Regions from separate parts of the Homo sapiens genome. Here region 2 is linked to region 1. Evidence: chromatin loops called from intact Hi-C (ENCODE). Cell type or tissue: Caco-2. All regions are shown on one strand. Links, peaks and the distances in the headings refer to the core of each region. The heading gives the core; the rest is flanking DNA. Region 1 overlaps BRINP3 (BMP/retinoic acid inducible neural specific 3). Region 2 overlaps BRINP3 (BMP/retinoic acid inducible neural specific 3).

Region 1 (8,396 bases), core at 118-8,117:
ACATGAAAAGCATAACAAACAGAAATCTGTCTCCTATCTATCTATGTATCACCTATCTATCTATCGTATATCAACATCTGTCACATTTCTTGTGACTTTCAGGAGATGCTACATTTTGCTGCAGTAACAAAACACCCCTTAGGTGATTAAAACAATTTATTTCTTTCTCACATCACATGCCTTAGTGGATCAGTGTTGAGCTCTGCAGGATCTTGAATCATGGAGGCTCTATATTCTAACTTCATGCCCTGGAACATAAGGCCCTCCTGGTTTTCACAGCTTGGGAAGAGACAGTAACATGTGTTTTTGTTTTGTTTTGTTTTACTGCCTCAGCCTGTAAATGATGCCCTTTACTTGTATTCACCCTTTATTTTTCAGAACTTAACACGTTGCACCATATAACAACAAGAAAGCTAGAAAACAATAAAAGAGTATAATACTTTGTAGGCATTCTGTTTCACCATGATGATATCAAATATTCCTTTCCTCTCATTGTTGCACATAAAGAACATACTCCACACTTCCCTAGGAAAGATGACCCAACTGTACCATAACTGTATCAACTGCAAAGGCCAAGTTTGTTGAGAGATGTGGGCTAGTATGTTAATCAATTTCAGTTATGGCTCCCATTGGTCTGCAAGTTGATTAGAATACAAAGTTTAAAAGATGAGTTATTTGCCTCCAATACCAATATTAATGTTGGAGGAATAGAATAACCACAACAAACATAACCCTTTGTAAAGGACACAAATGGGAGATACGAAGTCACTATTAGTAGCCATCCTGAAACCCTATGTGACAGGTACATGAAAAGTACCTTGGAAGTGGATTTAACCAAAATTTGTAATTAATTTAACAGTCAAAAACACTTGGAAGTAGTTTTACTTTCTGGGAGGTTCTTTTTAATCATGGCCCTTTACTAATAACCCCACTTCCAGTTATTTTGCAGATATAGTTCCTGGATCTGCTACATTTCTTTACCTTTTTTTCATCTCTGCTTCTCTTAAACCTGAAGGGACGGGCTACGTTAAAGCTGTCAAGGTTTTAAATGAAGACCACACCCTTATTGTGATCCTTTGCAGAACATGTGTCCCTTAGGCTTTCTCATTCTTACTTTTGCTGCTTGGGGTCAAGAAGCAGTTAGCTCTTTTAACTCTGGAGAAATGAAATCTCTGACTTTGTTTCATGTACCAAAGAGAGCTCATCTGCTTCTTTTAACACATGGCCAAACACAGCCATTAGTCATCAACCCAAAACACAAAGGCTTTGCTTCTTAACCTCTTTCTATGGAGCTAAAATTGCATGGGGCAAATGGCCTCCCTTGCAAGTAATTGCAGATGACTGTATTACCACAGGATAACATGAGCTGACATATTTTTTTGCTACATCTCCAATTGACTACTAGGCCAAAATCTTCATGGTTTTGTTTGTTGGTTTGTCATGGAAGCACCCACTTCTTTTTTTTTTTTTTTTTTTTTTTTTTTTTTGAGACAGAGTCTCACTCTGTCACCCAGGCTGGAGTGCAGTGGCGCGGTCTCCACTCACTGCAAACTCTGCCTCCCAGATTTACGCCATTCTCCTGCCTCAGTCTCCTGAGTAGCTGGGACTACAGGCGCCCATTACCATGCCTGGATAATTTTTTTTTTTTTTTTTTTTTTGTATTTTTAGTAGAGACGGGGTTTCACCGTGTTAGCCAGGATGGTCTCGATCTCCTGACCTTGTGATCCACCCGCCTCGGCCTCCCAAAGTGCTAGGATTACAGGCGTGAGGCACCACGCCCGGCCCGGGAGCACCTACTTCTAGCACAATTTCTGTAATAGTCAGGAAAGAAAAGGTTACGTAGTGATAACAAATCTAAATGCATTATTTAAACAAATAAGGTAAAATAGTTTACCAAATTATTGAAAAAAAGAAAGAGCATGTATTGTTAGCAAACTCTACAATCCGATATTTACAATACCAATACCCCATAAGCTCTAAAAACAGAACCAAAATTTATAATTAATTTGACAATCAAGGCTAATTTTACCTAAGTTCTCTTGGGAATAAATCTTTCCTAATGCATTATGATGCAATCTCAAACAAATTGGAATGTTATTTCACACGCACTGCAGTTGGCCCTTCTTAACTGTGTTCCACAACTGTGGATTTAACCAGCTACAGGTGGAAAATAGAAAATTTAAAAAATGGTTGCATCTGTACTGTACATGTACAAACTTTTTTCTTGTCATTATTCCTATACAATAGAGTATAACAATTATTTACATAGCATTAGGTTGTATTAAGTATTATAAATAATCTAGAGATGATTTAAAGCTTATAAGAGGATTTGTGTCAGATATATGCAAATATTATGCCATTTTATATAAGAGACTTAAGCATCCATGTATTTTGGTACCTTTCAGGGTCCTGGAACCCCTGGATACCAAGAGACTGTATTTGTATCATATTTTCATTCTAAAAGATGAAATATTATAAATTATGTAACACATTTTTCCCAAGGGTTTTGTACGTAGTACTATGGACCTATAATTTCTAAATCGTGTAGAAAGATAGGATATCATAGATGACTGCTTTGGTACACAATATGTTTCTCTGGATTTATTATATTTATATTTTTAACTCATCTCCCTTTCAATATATGTTGATTTTTCTTTCTGAATATTAGTTTATGTTGTTATTATTGTTAGTGTTATAAACATTTGCAGTTTAAATATACTTAACCAGTGCAATTGTTTTTGTATAAGCTGGTTGTAATGCCACACACAAATAAATGCACCTTTTTGCCAGTCAAAACTTCAATGTTTTATTACTGTATAGGATCTAGAAGAGTAGAGAAAGCTATCTAAGAAATTAGGTAAAAATGTTGATGCTAAAAACCTGAATACTGGTTCTATGTATTTATTGTTTGCTGATGAAGATTAATCACATCTCAGAGCATACATGACTGTTTTGCCAGCAGAGTGATAGAAATTGAATTCCATTTTTCTTACAGCCTCTACTCATCACTTACATAAGTACCTATAAATATACAGGCAACCACTATAGAGATGAAAGGAAACAGACTTGCTAAAAAAGAAATATTTAAAAAATTGGGTGAGTTAAATGATAAAACAATATCTCAGTAATGAAAAAAGTCAAGAGAAATTGAAGAACTATAAGGGAGGTAATGCATTTAAATTCAGTAGGTTTTATTTTATACAGAATTATTTGAAATATTTCCATGAATGAAATTTGATTATCAGCTTGGTAGAAATAACAATATATTCTAAACTGAGCAGACATCAGTAGAATTAGATAACGCCTACCTTTCTCCTTTCTTTTATTACAATGTCAGCATAATATTTAAAACGTCTCAGCAAACTCTTTCCTTCATAACTTTAATAAGTAGATTTGCCAGGTGCAGCACTAGCAGGAGGCCCTTAATATATTTAAGTTGGAAAATGAGGCAATTATATTTCAAAGTTCTGATTGGCTACATTTTAATTTTAGAACTATGAGATGAACTGATTTAGCTAGTGGCTTTCTGGAGAAATCTCCCACATCTGCACCTGTTCATTTTATTAAAATAGAAACACCTTGCCAGGGGTGAGAAAAAGATATTGGTCACAGAAGCAATGACAGCTTGGTCCCTCTGCTTTTACTATTGATTACATTTCTTGACAGTCACATGGGAAGTTAATTACTAGTAGGCAATTAACACTCTTGAAAAATAATGAAGAAAACATAATTATATTGAGAACCCCAAAAGACTGTTTGTAATCTTAAATGTGATATTCCCAAGTCTCTTTTTATAGTTTTGTCAACCGAGGTCTTGACTTTCCATTTTTTCTACACTGTTTTGTCAACCCAGTGTCTGTCCCTAACAAAAAGCAGTAATTATTAATGCTCTATTTTATTATTTTAAATTATTAAAATGAATACTGAATTTTCAGCAGTCTAATTAAAATTCTCCAAGGAGTCTCTCAATGAAAACAAGATAAAATTTGCTTTGCATATAAAGTGAATAGTCTTTCCAGTAAAATGCATCTGCTGTGGGAAATAGTTAGGACAATTTATCTACTATCAGCTTGTGATCTGTTAAATTTATTTTTTCCCCTTTCTCCATTATGGGGTAGTGGCTCAATGAACAGACTCTCAAGCTGAGCCATTTAGGCTTTAGTCTCTGCACTATCACTCAGCAACCATCTGACCTTAAAGATAGTTCTTTGTCCTATCTGTGACATAGTTTCCTTTTCTGTAAAGTGGAATAATGTTGGGTTTGTACTACTCATTTTACTGGAATGAGTTCACGTGGTATTCCTGGTAAATAATGTGTCAGCCCTCCTTTTCCCTAATCTTTACTGCTGTGGTGTCATAAGAAGGGTTGATGCCGTTTGTTTTTTCTTCTGCAAATAACCCAACATGCCTTTGACCTGGGGACAGGAGAAAATAATTGTTCTGCACACAAAAGGGAAAGAGCACGTGCCTGCTGCCTACTTCAAAGGATCTAATGGGCCTAAATCCTAATTTCACCTGTTTGGTATATTAATGAACTCTCTCTAGGAACCAGATAACCCCATGTGTCTCACATTTTACATTACAGTTTCACAACCTAGAGGTGTATCCAAATTCAGAATCTTTATTCCTCCTTCAAATGTGCACTTCTATAGATATAGCTGTTACTGTCTTTCTGGCACTTTGGGGTTTAAGCATGAAACTGAGTGTGAGCTACAACTATGTGGACTTAGTGTGGTGAAAAGAAGTTTTAGTATCCTTTTAGATCAGAAAAGTTCATTCCCAATATAGGGAAAAAATGCTGTAGATATAATACTTATGATATATTTTTAGGATAATAAGTAAGACGTTTTACAGGAATATGAAGAAATTGAGGGAAGCTATGTACTCTCACAAGTAATAAAGTAGCCACCTAAGAAGGTTTGTGATGTTTAAATGAATTGATAAATAAATTGCTTAACAAGTCACTCATTATTAGCTACTCAAAATTATAGTACCAACAAATTCTAACTCCAATGGATTTTTCAAAGACTTTAGAAGTCAGTGTGTTAGCCATAGTATTTAAATATTAAAAAAACTTTATATAACACGTCATTATTTGGTGCTAAGCTGTCTTTATTTAACATTTTATTTTAAAATAACAACAATTCCTAGGAAGTTACAAAAAAAGTACAGACATAATCCTCTGTACCTTTCATCCAGGTTCTACTAATGATTGTATTTTACATCAGTAAAGCACAATATCAGAAACAGGAAATTAATAGGCATAATTTATGTGTATAGTTATATACCAGTCAAGATCAGTACTATTCTATCACTACAAAGATATGCTCAGTTCCACCTCTTTGCAGTTACAACAATCCCTCCACTTCCAACTGTACCTAACCCCTGGCAAACACTACCCAATCGTTTTTATCTTCATAACTTTTTAATTTTGAAAGTGTAATACACATGAAATCAGACAATACATGGTTTTCTCTAATTGGCTTTTTTCTTTACTTATCATAATGCCCTCACGATACATCAAAGTTATTGTCTGTACCAGTATACATTCAAAATGTTCATTCTTGTTATTGATGAATATAAATTTATGGTATGTGCAATACACTTTGTGTAATAATTTACATAATGAGGAACATTTTGGTTGTTTCTAGTTTTTGACTACCGTAAATAAAATAAACCATTTCCATTTCATGTAATTTTAGATATGTTAAGGCTTGAGTCTGCCATTTTATTTTTTTCTCTTGTCATTCCTTGTTTTTGCTTTCCGTTTTCTTTTTGTCCTGCTTTTCTATGCATAAAATTTTCTTAAAATTTTACTTGATTTACCTGTAGTATTTTAGAATGTATCCCTTTGTATGTATTTGTTTTAAATGGCTGTTTGAGGTTTTACACTATGCGTACAAAACTTATCATGGTGGACTAGTGTAGGTATTTTACCAGTTTGAATAAATTGTAGAAAACTTACCTCCCCTTTAAGTTCCTTTACTCTCATTCATTTATAATGTAATTACCTTAAATATTCCCTCTACATGTATTGAGGATCATTCTAGACCATATTATAATGTTTTCTTTGGCCACCAAACGTAATTTAGAAAACACAAGATGAAAATGAAAGTTGATTTTATTTACCCATTTTTGTTTTTTTAACCTTCTGTTATTTCTTTCTGTTTAGGGAACTTTGCTAGCCATTAATTTAGGGAGGTCTTTAGTGACAAAATTATCTTAGTTTTCCTTCATTGGAAACCTACTAAAATCCATTCAATTTCAGAAGATTTTTGCTTGATATTGAATCATAGTTAGCATTTTCTATTAGCACTTGAAAAATGTCACTTCCTTCTCATCCTCATAGTATTTGATCAAAATTATTAAAATTATTTTCTACCTATAGGTAAATGTTGGTTCTCCCTTGTTTACAAGATTTATTTTCTTTGTATTTTCAAATATTATACTGTTGTGTGTCTTGGTGTGGATTTCTTTGTGTTTATCCTATTTAGGATTCTTTCAACTTCATAAACTTTAGGTTTATGTATTTATTTGCCAAATTTTGAAAATTCTCTGCTATTGTGTCTTTGACTAATTTTTAGCCTCTTCATTTTCCTCTTCTTGCAGGCTTCTGATGACAAGAAAGTTGGATCTTTTGTTAGAGTACTGCAGGTTCCCCAGGCTCTATTTATTTTCTTTCAGAATATTTTCTCACTGCTGTTCAGATTGAATAATTTCTATTGTTCCACCTTCCAGTTAAATATTTCTTTCCTTGTCTTATTAATTCTTCTGTTGAGCTTATCCTTTGTTCTGTTTTAGTTACAATTTTTACTTTTACCATCTCAATTTGGCATTTATTTTATAACATGTATTTCTTTGTTGACTGCTTGATTTTAAAAAAATTAACCTTGTCCACAGCAGGTATGGCCTTTGTGTTCAGCTCAGCGAGGTAATCTCTGGCTTGCATGATAGTAGTGTTTTTCCTTTGTTGGAAGATTTGAGTTATTCAAAATAGTCTACAGAGTTATTTATGCAAGAGGCTAGGCACATCAGATAATATTTAGCATGAGGAAAACCCTTACCAGAAAGACAAACAATGTGATGTAGCGTGGGAGCTTTGGTTCACACAGTATCCATTGACCTGGAGACTAAGATCAATCATATGGACAGTAAAATAATCAATTACGCCTTTGTGAGGGATACACTTCTTCCTTTGGCTGACTTTAAAATGTATCAATTTCTTGTAATTACTTATAACTGTAAGTGAAATAACCTTCAGTGATGTCTGTGGGTCCTTCAAGTAAATTATCAAAATTGAGGGGGGTTTTGGAAAACTCCTTAAGTTGCAGTTGGTGTCATAAATGAGCGTAGAAGTACACTGTGAGAACTGTTACCTGTGACTTAGCAATCAGTCTAACTTGTCACATTGAGACTTTGCATTTTTTCTTTATTTTCAAGCATGTTCATAATTTTCAAGGAAGCATGTTTTTGATGGCTCTTTTTCAATCTCTGTCAGATAATTCTAGCAACTGTATTACCTTCTCATTGGCATCTTTTGATGCTCTTTTCTCAGTTGAGATGTTTTGGTATTTCATGTAAGTAATTTCAATTTAATTTTAAATTGAAATTTGGGAATTTAAATTTTAAGTTTAAAAAAATTAAATTTGGGAATTTAAAATTCCCAAATTTTAGGTATTATTTGGGAACTACTAGGTCTTATTTAAATGTGTTTTTGTAACTCATGTCTGACTCTGCTCAAAGGGGGAATAAAGATAATGACAGATTAAAGGCAGGTTAGCATTGAAGTTTTAAGTTCCAAATTTGTCTTCCATTGAAACACCTGGGGAACAGAGCTTCTCATTACAGCTGGGAAGGATGGGTGTTAGGTCAGTTTTCCCATGAGGTTTTTGCTGATACCATCCTGATAATGGGGGATGGATGCCTCATTAATGCTCTGCAGATATCTCCACTGATACTGCTGGGGTTTGAGCTTGTGAGAAAAGTCCTGACTTTCTGACTTTCCAGTAGAAGTTCTTTGTCACAGTGTAGATGGCTGTAATCATTACCACTCGGTGGGGATGAAAGTCCAGGCTCCCCACTTGGCTTTCTATCATACCACCACAATAGGGTGGTTTGGAGCACTTCAGGATAGCCTGATAAAGGCAGAAACCCAGACTCCCTACTTGACCTTTAATGACAGGAGTAGGTTAGGGCTGCAGCATTTTATGTGGTGTTTGGCAGGAGCAGGACAATTGTTGTCTATCTTGCTAGGTTGCCACTTTCCTGATTCTGTGCCTAGAGAGAGCAGACTTTTCTTTTGTCTGTTCCCATTGGTATTTTCAAGTTTCTGGAGCATGTACCATATATATAGTGCATGATATATGAGGCAAAAAATATTTTAAAAAAGCAACAAC
Region 2 (8,396 bases), core at 295-8,294, 76 kb before region 1:
TCTAGAAATACAAAACAGAACGAATCTACATAAATACAAAGATATTCTGTGTACTGCAGTAAACCGTAGCTCAGAAATCTTTGCTATCATTTCTTCAGGTCATCTCCAGCCAGTAATTTAAATGAAATAAAAGATTCATAGAGCTCATAATTAGACTATATAATACACACACACACACACACACACACACACACAGACGTGTGTATGTATATTCCATTTATCACTGCACAAAACAAGATTAGAGCTATACTTGGTCTGAACTGCAATACATTTCTAAATATGTGATATCTTCTAAAGACATTGCATGCTATCTCATTAGTGCACATGGAAGACCATTGTAAATAAAAATGGGTCATTATTGTTTTGAAATAAGAAGAAGAAAGGTAAGTGATTTTATCATAAAATATCTGTAGGAGAATTAGAGCATATACATGGTGATTGTTCATTCATTTACTCTTAGCTTTATAAACCACTAGTGTTGCAGGAAGGATGAATAGAAAGTAAAAGAAAAATGAAAGAAAAACAGCTCTAAATTGTCAATCAGTGTATTTAGATGCTAGGGTTGTCATCAACATTGAAAGAACAAGTACCCACTCAAAGAAATATTAAAACATGTTTATTCTTACAGGCTGCTCAAGAAAATAGTTGAAAATATCTCATTAAAATCAACAAGCTCCTTCAATAAGGGGTAAGTGTGTTAGTTTAATGTGTTTGATTTGAGTCATTAACATTTTTTTTCTCATCAGGTTAATCATGATTCCTTTTTCAAATCTCACTTTTCTGATTTTCTCGCATTATTTAAACTATTTTGGTGTCTTAAAACCAGTAAAATAATGAGGGAAGAGCAATGGCCTTGTAATAACACAATTCCTTGTTTTCAGTTTGTTGCTTTCTCATACTGCATGTATGATCATGGGAAAAGTTGCACAGCCTCTATAACACACAGTTCTCTCATATGAAAAATGGGAATAGTAATATCGTCCATGTTGAGATTTTGTGAGAAATAAATTAAGGTCAAACTCTATGCATGTACTTAGAATATTGCAAAGTGTCTGTTTCACAGTAGATACACAACAATTCCATTTTTGGTATTCTTATGCTTTTTTGGTGTTCACATTTAATACATTTTGGATTTCCTGCAAAATATATATGCTGTACTCAATCCTTTAAATATCTACTTACTGTTTTTCATAGTGCATTTTTCTGCTTAAGATTTTGTATTACTGTGTATTTACTTATTTATATTGTTTTTCTCATTACATATAATACCCATTTGCCAAAATCTTGTATGTTTTCTTTCATAGCTACATAACCTGTGCCCAGTAGAATGCCAGGAGATAACAAGCCTTTAATATTTATTGAATATTGAATAAAATGCATGGATTAGCCAAAGGAACATTTTCTTAAGAAGGGTATTTTTAAGTGAATTTTAAACCCTAAACTGAATATTTAATACACTTGGAAAATCCTAGCTCTGAAGTAGCAGGTAGTAAAGTAATACAACACTTTATTTGACATTTGCACAATTAAAAACACGCAAAAGCCTTTCTTGTCCAGCTTCTGTAAATGCAACTGTGTCGTATATACTCAGAATAAAAGAAAAAAATAAATCAAATCTAAGCCAACCATAAAACATTTTCCTTTTAATTATTTCTTATACTGAAAATCACTGATTGAAATTTTAAACCTATTAGATTCATGGTTTGAATATGTCCCCCAAAGTTCATGTGCTGGGAACTTGATTGTTAATGCAGTGATATTGTGAGGTGGTATCTAATGGAATATGATGTGTCCTTGGAGAAATGCCCTCATGAACAGATTAATGCCCTTATCTTGGGAGTTAGTTTCTTATAATTGGGCAAGTTTGGCTCCTTTTTGCTCTCTGTCTTGCCCTCTCTTTGCTCTTCCACCATGAGATGATGCAGCAAAAAGGCCCTCACCAGATGCCAGTCTTTTGATCTTGACTTTCCAGACTCCAGAAACCTGAACCAATACATTTCTGTTCATTATAATTACCGAGTCTGTGATATTCTCTTACAGCAGCATGAAGTGGACTAAGATAATTTATTTCTGAATTTCTCCAGATACTTTTAAGATAAATTCTCTCAAAAATTCTCCCAAAAGTATGCCCAGTGTGTTGTGAAATAACAAAAATGTGAGGCTATTTGGCACTTCATAAACATTACATCAATATATGAGTGTCTCTGCTACTCTTGCTGTGGTTCCTTGTTTTCTCACCACAGAATATATGTGCAAAAAGCTTCCTATTGCTGGTTTATAAAATAGCTTGATTAATCATTTCTGTATTCAGTCTTACAATGCAGATGTTAATACTACAGATTCATCATTTACAGTTACTGACATGTTTATGCCATTTCATTCTTTTTCTCAATCACATTCTTTCCTCCTTTATGCCTTCCTTTTTCTTTCTTCCTTTTTCATTGCTACCTTTCTCTTTCTCTGTCCTCTCCTGTTTTTGCTTCTTTATTCAGTTCTCATTTATGTATATCTAATATAAACTACATAAAATATACATCCTATCCAGATGAAAATTATATTTTCTTCCCTGAAACCAAAGAATTAATTCCTTGAGCCAACTCATCTCCCACTGTAAGCTCTAATCATGTTTCCAAATCATAAGAAGAAAACAAAAAATGAAATTAATAGACCTAAGGCAAAGATAGAGCTCACAAAAGTAGGGCACTGTAGAAAGAATCATTTGGACACTTTAGAAAAGCAAGAACTTTTTTCAGCTTTCTGTCTTTTCCAATCCTTTGCATGTCTGGCAAATACATTATGGAAGGAAAGCGTTTCGGCTGTTGGATTTCAGCTTCTTGGGTTTCAGCTCTCATGTATGAATACTGATAATTCAGCATACTGCCAAAGCTCTGGTACCCTGGGACTAAGGAGATAGTATGTAGATTTTCTTACTTGCTCCTTTGCGTCCTTTTTCCTCTAGCACCTACCTTTTGACTATTTTGCTACATTCTACAAGGAGGAAATAGATTTTTCAAGAAAGAAGAAATTTAGTTACCTGTCTTTTCTTTACTCCTTGTGTAATCTTAGTGAAAGCAGCAGTCAAAAATAAAGACTAAGCAAATTGCAGAATTGTATAATGAATTTTTCACATAGGTGGTTCCCCCACCCAACAAGGTAAAATTTAGTTCCCCTTACTTTATCTTAAAACTGTAAAAGAATTTTGGAGACAAATGTCCTAACAATTCAAAATTAGTTTGTATCAAGTGTATTTCCACTTTGTTTCTTTTTATGCTTAAGTATTAACACAAATAAAAGAAGCCACATTTTATTCATGTATACACATTGGTTAGACACACTATTTACGGTCTACTTGGGCTAAGAATTGTGACCACATGGGTGGCAAGTAGGTCTTCTGTTGTTTTTTATCAAACAGGTGGCAATATCCCTGACATCTGCTTAATAATACTTCAGTAAACATTCTAAATAAAAGAAGGAAAAAAGGAAGGGAGAAAGAAGACAGAGAGAAACTAAGGAAAGGGAGGGGATAAATACATTATAGTGAAGGAACTACAGATTATGGAGGAACAGAAGAAGGAAACTAGAATGCAAACTTTAAAAAAGCAATTGACATGATAAATACCATGATTTCGACCAATTCAAGGATATAGAGAATCTTTATCTATAAGGAAGAGTTTAAGTTTTGAAAATAATTCCTCAAAAATCTTTTAGGTGAAAGAATTATGAGCAGAAAAATATCTTCCGGAGTTCACTTAAAATTTAACTGGAAAAATTAATCATTAGCTAAAAGGCCATTAATGTTTATACCACTGAGAAATCATGTGACATACTAGTTTGAAATGTTTAGACAGCTGTTTCTTCTAGTCATCTTTGTTCAACCTATAATATTTTCCATTTATTTAAGATTTGCTCTTCTCCACAGGATACACATTATACATGTGTCAAAAGAGGACTAGAGTAGGAGTGTGAATATCTGACTTTACAGCCATACTTTACCCTGTGCCCTGTGACGAGTTACTTAGCTTCTTTAACCTTCAGCAGAAGCTTTGGAATTCAAGCAAATATTTGTTCAAATTATGATTCTGCATGACTGTGGACTATCGATAGTTTTCTGAGTCCCAATGTGTTAAACTGTGATTTCACTTGCTGATCTGTTGCCAGGATGAAAGGATATAACAGGTAAAACCCACCTACGACAGAGTCTTACACTGGGTAAATGCTCATAATGAAACAACATGAATTAAATGTTTGACTATACATTTTTTTTGTTTTAAAGAAAATCAACTTAAGATATGATTATTTCTCTCATTAAAGATGTTAGGTATGATTGGTGAACCAAGTTCCTGGGCCCCATCCCAGACATAAGAATTTCTAGGAGTAGGATTCAGGAATCTCATGTTAAAATATGCAGTCCCAGAGAACTATTACGTATACACAGAGGTTGCAAGGTCCATTATGTATGTAAATCAACAACCCAAAACTGTTATTAGGGATTCCTTAAATACCAGCTAACCATCAATATGGAGGAATATGTCTACAAGAAGGTAAGGAAAAGTTGAAAGTTCTGTAGAGAAGAGGACAACAGCAGATGGCTTTTAATTTATATGCATTTTGGGGCTCCGTGGCAACTATGTACAATAAAATTTATAAACTGTAGTAGAAATTTTACACATAAGAAGAATAAGCCACACACTAAAGCCTGTCATAATACATCACTTCTGTTCTGGTCCAGTAATATTAACTGTTTGGTGAACATCTCTCATTCTGGGGCCAGTCACTTTTTTTTTTTTTAATTTCATCTCCTTTCAGTAGTTTGTAAATGCTAATCCCATTTTAAAATTTGAATACAATTGAACCTTATCAATTTTAATGACTTAGTTACATATCTATTAAGCATTAGAATGAAGACAAACTCAGAGGAAAAAATCTAAATATTATTTTTTAAATATGTGTTGAAAGTTTTGTTTCACAGAATAATGGAGTGAGGGAGGGGGCAGATGGAAGCACTTAACAACCTCAGGGAAAACAGTCATTTATTGCCATAGCAGGACAACATCAAAGATACAATAACTTTTATTTGTGATGTAACATTTAGGTTCTTGAGTGACAATACACTATATTAGCTTGAGACCATTTTCTTAGGAGCCAGACTGTCCACTTTGAATCCTGTTCATTTACTTCACCTGGAAAATAGGAATTAAATATAGGGTTGTGCTAAGAATTAAAGCACAGTTGCAGGTAAAGCATTTAAAAGAATGCCTGTGCACAGAATAAACAGGAAATAAATGTAAACTCTTATTCCTATTATGAATGTTATTCCTACTATCATCTTTTAAAGAAATATTGTAGGCATTTTCTTTATTATAGCCACTTTTTTTTTCTCAGAAGATGGAACATTTCGTTTTCTCTTCAACAATTCATGCACTCACGCATAGTATTACACTATATACCTGTGTTTCACCTTTTTAAAAATAGATGCCATTTTAATAACATGATCAAGACTATATTGAAATATACTTGTATGACTTCTTTGTGATCCTTTTGAAACCCTCAAAAATATGGAAAACAATATTGCTCAAATTCAGGACAGACATTCTAGATGTGTAACGCTTTTCACTGAAGTATTAGAACATATGTTGATAGAAAAACAATTACCTCGTCTCATGGTTAAATCTGCTCTGAGCAGTAATAATCTTATTTCAAAGGTCCCTTATTCCAACCTTCTAATCCTTTATTGCTCTCCAAATCTGTGCAATGTGGATACAAACTTTAAAACCTAAACTATATAATTTCAGAATCTTTTTGAAGTTAAAGATTAGCACTTTTTTATGGTTAGGCTATTTTATTTCAGCCTTCATAGATTTGTTATTCTCAGACATGAATACTTTAAATATAAATTTGGAATTAGGCATCCACAGCCATTTAAGCAAGCATAAGCTGATTATTAGCTCAGTCACAGACAGATAAAACCAAATAAAATTCTGTCACTGTCTCTCCAGACTCTTGCTCTGGCCATCTCAGTTTTGGCAGCGTTGCCTAGGGCTGATGTTGACACTCCTGACACACAACAGTTTCACTCTTGGAAATACTTTTGCACTCTGAGAAAGGGAAATGTCACTTTCAAAGATCCCTCAACTTTGAGTCTCTCAAGAAAGTACACACACACACATACACACACACACACTTTAATTTATTAACCTAAATTCAATTATCTACTAATAATTTTGGCTTGCAAGAAGGCAATGAATAAGTGTGTGAAGCAGTTGAATGTGTAAGTTATATTTTAAAGATAATATTAGCTGATGTTAACATTCATTGAGCTTTTCTCATGTGCACAGTTATATTACAAGGATTATTTCATTTTCACAACTCTCACTACTCCCTGATATAAGTATGCTTGTTATCCTAACATAAATAAACACACAAGTTTTAAGAAGTTTAAATAACTAGAACCTGTCCAAGATCTAGCAGCTAGTGAGTGTCAGAGCTAAAGGTTTACCCCTGGTCTCTATTTCTCCAGAATCACAGCTTCTTATCGTCATGAACTGATGTAATTCAAATAATTTATTATTTAATCTGGTTAAGTGGTGTACACAGAAAAATGTGCTTACTTCTCAAAGAGCTATAGAAATTTTCTGTCCACATCTATGCAGCATAATATAGTTCAAAAAAATCAATAGATAAATCTCTCTTCCACTTATAATATAAAATATAAAAAGAAACACATCAACTTTTAAAGTGAGAAACATGAGTCACACAAAGATAAACACAATTACTTTTCTGGAAGTAAAAAAATTACCAAAAATAACTATATTTTAAAAATTAGCGTACACATGCGATTTTCTATCAAAGATTACTGTCAATTGAAATATATTTTTCACTAAATCATATATATTAAAATAAAAAGGTTTAAAAAGTATTATTATAGGCAAGTTCATGCTGTTAAGTGATTAGTGTGATTGAGGAATATGGATACATGCAACTATTCTGCAAATAGGAGCCATCAGGCCTCTCCTATGTTCTTTTATAACATCTTGGTATTCACCCCCCCATAATATTCATTACACCAGGTCACTGTTATCAAACCAGCTACATAATTTGTATTCTGTGAGATAAAACAATTATATACATACACATATATATAATGAAAATGATTTTATATATATAACATATGTTTATTTCATAATTTTATTATCATAAAGTACCTAAGTCAGTTTACAGTGTTTATGTTTAAATCTTTGCATTGCAACCTTCAAAACCTTTATTGCTCTTAAAATCTCTGCATTATGAATTCAAATTTGAAAATCTAAACAATAAATTTTAAGGATTTTAAAAGTATAATATTATTTTTAAAAGGTCATTTCATTTCATCCTTCATAGATCTGTTCGTCTGTGACCCTAATATTTGAAACTAAATATAAATTTGTTATGAATAAATACATTAATTAACAACATAGAGAGGAAGCTAGAAAAGCAAGTGCAGACTTAAACTAGAAATGTTCTTGGTTGTAAAGGATTTTTAAAAACATATATTTATTTATTATTATTTTTTATTATACTTTAAGTTTTAGGGTACCTGTGCACAATGATTTAATACTTTTTTCTTACTACCCAGTGAGTGGTAGACATTTTAAAACCTGGACTTATTTTCATAATATCTGTTTTTCTTTAAAATATGTTTCATGACCAATTTCCCATTAGTTTAAAGACAAATCAATATATTTTTCTTGTTGAACATTGAAAACCTGAAAACAAATGAAATTGTATAATTTAAATAATTTAATGAAATTTTAGTGTGCTTCCAAAAGTGGTACAATTTAGCATCCCTTTAAACCAAATGTTTCTGGACTCACTACTTACTCTCTTTTTACAATCATCGTTGTTGTTCTCAATGCTGAATATCAGCTCATTCCTTTGTGTCACAATTAAAGCAAGAATTTGGTTTCTGAAAATCTTGAATGTAGTTTTTGTAAAATAGTTTTATTAGATTTGTATTGCCAAGCTAATCTACTTAAATTGATCAATTTCTGATTGGATGACATCCTAATACCTTTCATATAAAAATATAAATTATTTTGAAGCCTTTACATTCTGACAACATCTAGTTGTCATTACTCAATAAGATATTTTCTTCGAAGCCTTTACATTCTGACAACATCTAGCTGTCATTACTCAATAACATATTTTCCACACTTAAAAATCTGTCCTTGTTACCCTCCTAAATATGTCATGTACAATTTCAACTACGTGGAATTTTCTTTTACAGAATCGAATGTCCTTTTTCCTCTGCTTAGCCAGTTTAAGATTTAAATTCAATTTTTCTTACCCTAAATGATCTTCCTTAACAATCTAACTTACAATGACTTACTTTTTTGGACAAGTGTGTTAATTATTATCTA

What was found. Hi-C counts contacts between places; a loop is a spot of excess contacts. Peaks named below come from ENCODE experiments on the same cell type or tissue, not always from the same donor. Only the 100,000 strongest peaks of a DNase experiment are listed, where the experiment ranks them.
Region 2: a loop joins it to region 1, with 7 times the contacts of the local background. A loop is called at or near these places in 1 of 110 quality-filtered maps.

What each region holds. Positions count from the first base shown.
Region 1 is chr1:190,175,694-190,184,089 of GRCh38, forward strand. The region is part of intron 6 of BRINP3 (BMP/retinoic acid inducible neural specific 3); the gene reads right to left. Among named protein-coding and RNA genes, the nearest start is that of BRINP3, 300 kb to the right of the region's middle. In Caco-2, for the core only: no CTCF peak of the experiment used is centred there; a DNase peak (open chromatin) is centred at 4,408.
Region 2 is chr1:190,099,134-190,107,529 of GRCh38, forward strand. It overlaps BRINP3 (BMP/retinoic acid inducible neural specific 3), which reads right to left. Exons shown (of 8, transcript NM_199051.3): 8 at 1. Among named protein-coding and RNA genes, the nearest start is that of LINC01701, 330 kb to the left of the region's middle. In Caco-2, for the core only: no CTCF peak of the experiment used is centred there; no DNase peak of the experiment used is centred there.